Regions from separate parts of the Homo sapiens genome. Here region 1 is linked to region 2. A link is a contact called in ENCODE Hi-C or POLR2A ChIA-PET data. All regions are on one chromosome and are shown on one strand. Each heading gives the region's core, a stretch centred on a gene start or an enhancer-like site at or near the end of the contact. The rest is flanking DNA. Distances are from core to core; before and after follow the strand shown. Region 1 holds the start of FFAR3 (free fatty acid receptor 3). Region 2 holds the start of LINC01531 (long intergenic non-protein coding RNA 1531).

The links. Hi-C counts contacts between places; a loop is a spot of excess contacts on that map. ChIA-PET counts read pairs that join two places held with the same protein, here RNA polymerase II (POLR2A). Pooled maps may share reads with other maps.
Region 1: a map with no recorded cell type shows a loop between it and region 2 (2.0-fold over the local background). The contact joins the promoter of FFAR3 here to the promoter of LINC01531 in region 2. A Hi-C loop is called at or near these places in 4 of 168 maps with a recorded cell type or tissue (CD14-positive monocyte, GM12878, HepG2 and 1 more), 24 of 37 single-sample maps with no recorded cell type and 13 of 50 pooled maps. POLR2A ChIA-PET finds 5 or more read pairs at or near these places in 3 of 52 experiments (GM12878, H1 and K562).

What each region holds. Positions count from the first base shown.
Region 1 is chr19:35,357,192-35,359,891 of GRCh38, reverse strand. FFAR3 (free fatty acid receptor 3) reads right to left here and starts at 1,432. Exons shown (of 2, transcript NM_005304.5): 1 at 1,243-1,432; 2 at 1-1,012. The coding sequence starts at 1,001. RefSeq lists an enhancer at 1-111.
Region 2 is chr19:35,404,285-35,406,984 of GRCh38, reverse strand. It overlaps LINC01531 (long intergenic non-protein coding RNA 1531), which reads right to left and starts at 1,378. Exons shown (of 5, transcript NR_040046.1): 1 at 1,304-1,378; 2 at 1-400.

The sequences.
Region 1 (2,700 bases), core at 183-2,682, 47 kb after region 2:
CCCTGTGAGTGTTCACTGGTCTTTCTTTCAGCTGGTCGGTCCGCTCTCTGCTCCTCCCCTCCCTTCTGCTCCTTCAGCTCCATGCTGCTCTCCTGCTGCCACTGGCCCCAGAGCCCACACAACCTCCTCAGCAGCTCATGAAAGTCGGCTTGGAACCCGGAGGAGGAGAAGTAGTAGACAAAGGGGTCGACACAGGAGTTCAGGGTGCTGAGAAGCGTCACGTAGATCCTCCACGCCGGGCTTTCACCGCAGATATAGCCCACGACATGGGACACGTTGTAGGGCCCAAAGCAGACAAGGAAGTTGAGCAGCGTGGCCGCCAACAGCCCCGCCACCCTCCTCTGCCGGCGGTGGCTGCCCCCTCTGCCGAGGATCCACACCAGGCGGCTGTAGCAGTAGCTGGTGATGATCAGCGGGACCACAAAGAGGACCACAGCCATCTCCAGCCGCACGGGCAGGAGGATGGCTAGCTGGTCCTTCCGGAACTCCAGGTAGCAGGTCCCATTGGTGCCCTGGCTGTGGGAGATGTCCCCTGAGAATTCTATGACGTAGACCACGCTGCAGTGAGCAGAGGCCAACAGCCAGCAGGCCACACTCACCAGACCTGCCTGCCCCAGCCTCGGCCGGGTCTTGTACCACAGTGGGTGGGCCACACTCAGGAAGCGTTCAATGCTCACAGCTGCCAGGAAGAGGGCGGTGAGATAGATGGTGGTGAAGAAGATGAATCCAGAGAGTGGGCAGAGGATGAAGGGCAGGGGCCAGTGCATGCCATTGGCTGCCTCCACCATGCGGAAAGGCAGGAACAGCAGCAGGAGCAGGTCCGAGGCGGTCAGGTTGAGCAGGAGCACGTCCACGGCCACCGGGCGGCGCTGCAGCTTGCCCACGAAGACCACCAGGGCCAGCAGGTTGAGGGGGAGCCCCACCAGGAAAGTGAGAAGGTACACCGAGAAGACGAACCAGTGATTGCCGGAGAAGTAGGACTGGTCGGGGCCTGTATCCATGGTGGTGGCCACTGGTGAGAGAGAGTAACATGGAGTTGGTAGTGGGGGCCCTAACGGCCTCTGGCCAGCAGCATCTCCCCTAAAAGGGCACGAGGTCACTACGCCCACCCCTCTTGTCTCTGGGTGCCTTCCAGGCGGGGTCAGCCTGCCTGTCTTCCTGAGCATGCCCTGTCCCCTGTCCCTTCCCCAGCAGAGAAGCACCAAGGTGCTCCTCCACCCAGCCCCTCGGGCCCAGGCTCACCTGCTTCTTTGAGACCCCAAATGCTCTGCCGCACAGCACCTTGCTGTCTCTCCAGACCTAGTGCAGTTGGCTATTTATCCGGCAGAACTGATAAAGACCTGGCCGTGCCCATGACGTCACTCACTGTTGAGCAGTGGCACATAGATGCCTTGAGCTCCGTTGCCAGGGCTGGTCAGCATGCTAAAAGGGGAACAAATTCCACAACTGCGTGCCTCCCTCCTCATGCAGTCTCAGCTGGGATGCTCTAAGCAGGCCCCAGCCGACGTCTTCCTCTCCCCTTCTTCACTTGAATTTTGTCTGCTTCTCTAGAATGGCATTTATCCAATTTGCCTTGTAAGGGCAGGAAGTGTGATGCAATGACAGAGAGCGAGCTCCGTGAGGTCTGTTTCTTCCTGACTTTGTGATTTGGGGGAAATGACTTAAATTCTCCATGTTTCTGCTTTCTCCCCTGCAGAACAGAGCTCATCATAATACCCATCTCATAGATCAACGCATTAACACATGCAAATTAAAACAATATGTAGGTCGATTAAAAGATTACTAATACATGTTGAGTGGTTTGACGGAAGCCTGGCGTGTGGTCGTGAGCAGGCAGCGGATGCCAGCTGCTATTTTCCCTGTCACTGGTGCAGGATTATCTCTGGGGTGACAATGTAATAATAATAACAATAATAATGGTGGTGGCGATGATGACAGCAGCTGCCTTTTCATGGGCACATAATCCATAGCAGACACTGCTTCTAGGGCAACGCTTTTATGTCATAAAATCCTTGTCCTTCACCGTAGGGAAGTGACTTGCTCCAGGTGATACAGCTTGTGAAATGTCACCACTAGGGTTCAAACCCAAGTGCTGTCCAGTTTCACAGGTGATCTATTAGTTCATTCAAACAATCACAGGGCACAATGAGATATGATTTCACATCCACTAGAATGGCCACAAGCAAAAAGTCAGACAATGCCTATGGTCGGCGAGAATGTAGAGAGATAGGGGCCTCATTCACTGCTGGTGAGAATAATGGGAGGTGGTGTCCCTGCTTTGGAAAGCAGGTGGCAGTTGCTTAAAAAGTTAAACATAAATTCACCATGCGATCCAACAATTCCACCGTAGGTATTTACTTAAGAGAAGTGGAAACTCAGGTCTACTTAAAGACTCAGTCCTAAATGTTCACAGCAGTGTTGGTCATAGTCACCAACAGTGGAAATGTTACCTGGCAGCCCATCAGCTGGTGAGTGAATAAAAAAGTGGCACATCCATATACTGGAATTCTATTTGGCAAAGAAAAGGAATGAGCTACCCATACACACTACAGCCTTATGTTGAGTGAAACAAGCCAGACGTAAAAGACCATGTACATATATTGTCAGATTTCATTTATTTATATGATATGTCCAGAATAGGCAAAGTTATAGAGTCAGAAAGTAGACTCGTGGTTGTCTGGGGGATGGAGGTAGAAATGA
Region 2 (2,700 bases), core at 129-2,628:
ATTCTGCATTCGAGAACTTCAGAAGTAGAGGACCAGATGAATGGGAGTGGCCCTGCCGCCACGGGGCTGAGCTCCACCGCTTTTGTCCTGCTCCTCCTCGCCAGGCCCTGACCATCTCTCCACTGACTTGTCCTGGCCCCTTTTCCATTTCTGTGGCCTCTTCCCTCTCCTCCTTGGAGAGTAGCCTGTCCTCTGCTCCCTGCATGCTCTCCTTCCATCCCGTCTCTTCCTGGGGTTATGATCCCAGCAACCTCTTCCCTGAGCCCAGGCGAGGTCAGGTCCCTTGCCTTTTCCTGCAGGTAGATGGGTGGGTTTTCAAAGATGTCTGGTTTCAGAAGCCGGTGGCATCTTGTCTAACTGGACCACCTTTTCCTTTTCCACCAACGGCAGGCTTTTATACCTGGAAGAGTCATGTGGTCAAAAAGAGGAAAGTCAGTGGTTGAGCTCTTTCTAAAGCAGCTTGACCTTCTGGGTCTCCCACCAGATTTTGTCCCCAACAGACTTATTTCACCCAGAGTCCAATTTTTTTTTTTTTGAGGCAGAGTCTTGCTCTATCACCCAGGCTGGAGTTTAGTGGTGCGATCTCAGCTCACTGCAACCTCTGCCTCCCTAGTTCAAGTGATTCTCCTACCCCAGCCTTCCAAGTAGTGGGATTACAGGTGTGCAACACCACGCCCGACTAATTTTTGTATTTTTTGTAGACAGGGTTTCACCATGTTGGCCAGGCTAGTCTCGAACTCCGAACCTCAAGTGATCCGCCTGCCTTGCCTCCCAAAGTGCTGGGATTACAGGCGTGAGCCACTGTGCTCAGCCCAGAATCCAAATTTGAACAGTTTTTTCAGGCTTCCTCCTCCCCCTACATTCCAAGAGGTTGAATTCTGTTTCCTTCCCATGGGCAATTATCCCACACGACTACACGCACATCCATCTCTCACTTCCGCTTTTTCTTTCTTTCTTTCTTATTTTGTTGTTGTTGTTTTGAGACAGGGTCCCACTCTGTTGCCCAGGCTAGAGTTCAGTGGTGCAATCGCGGCCCACTGCAGCCTTCACCTTTCGGGCTCAAGTGATCCTCACACCTCAGCCTCCCGAGAAGCTGGGCCACAGGTGCACGCCACTGCATCTGGCTAATTTTTTGTATTTTTGGCAGAGACGGGGTTTCACCATGTTACCAAGAGTTGTCGAACTCTTGAGCTCAGGCAGTCCACCCGCTTTGGCCTCCCAAAGTGCTAGGATTACAAGTGTGAGCCACCATGCCCAGCCCCAAGTTTGTTTTTAGAAAAAAAAACCTAGCATTGTCCCTTGCCTATAACAGACACTCAAATCCTTGTGGAATGTAAGGATGGAGGTTGGATGTGCCTGTGAATACTTGCTAGCTGATGACACAAGCAAAGAATGTGTCAGAACCTGCGCCTTTTGTCTCCTGTCCTTTATCTGCATTCTGTTGCCCGGGTTACTGGTATGGGGACATCTTTGGTGCTGAGGTCTAGGTTCCAATGAGTCAAAGGGAGAATTCAAACTAAGTTGTCTGGCAGCACCCCAAGACTGTGCTGACCTCACACACAGCTGTATCACGGGAGTGGGCAGTGCATCATCTCAAATCCAACTCAACTGAGCAATGGTTCGGGCTGAGTCACACCATGTATGAATCGGGGGGCGGGGGTATGTGGCTCCTCTCCAACAAGCCACACTGTCTGCTTCCCTGTCACAAAACACATGGAGCCGTTACTCTGTGTGAGGTACTGTTCTAGGAGCTGGAGACAAGAGTGAACAGGATGAACAGAAAACAAGTAGACAAACCAACAAGGCAATTTTACAGGAAGAAAGGAAGTAGGCCAGGCAAGGTGGCTCACGTCTGTGATCTCAACGCTTTGGGAGGCCCAGGCAGGAGGACTGCTTGAGGCCAGGAGTTCAAAACCAGCCTGGTCAACATAGCGATACCCCGTCTCTACAAAAAGTGAGATAAAAAGTCAGGCATGGTGGCTCACACCTATAATCCCAGCTACTTAGGAGGCTGAGGCAGGAGGAGGATTGCTTAAGGCTGGGTGTTTGAGACCAGCCTGGGCAACATAGTGAGATCCCCTGTCTCTACAAAAAAGGATAAAAATAAAAAATTAGCCAGGCATGGTGGTGCACACCTGTAGTCCTAGATACTCAGGAGGCTGAGGCGGGAGGATCACTTGAGCCTAGGAGTTGGAAATTAAAATGAACTATGATGGCACCACTCCAATCCAGTGGTCCTGTCTGGGGGAAAAAAAAGGGAAAGAAAATAAATCGGCTAGGCGTGGTGGGGTTCATGCCTGTAACCCCAGCACTTTGGGAAGCTGAGGCGGGCACATCACTTGAGGTCAGGAGTTTGAGACCAGCCTGGCCAACATGGTGAAACTCTGTCTCTACTAAAAATACAAAAATTAGCCAGGTATGGTGGCGGGCACTGGTAATCCCAGCTACTCAGGAGACTGGGGCAGGAGAATCACCTTAACCTGGGAGGCAGAGATTGCAGTCAGCCGAGATCATGCCACTGCACTCCAGCCTGGGCGACAGAGGAAGACTCTGCCTCAAAAAAAAAAAAAAAAAAGGACCAAAAATCAAACAACAACAACAACAACAACAAAAAGCAAGCAGGGAAATTGAGAGAGAGAGAGAGAGAGATGGGCAGGGCCTGTCAGGAAAGGCCTGGGACATTTGAATGGGTGAGAAGGA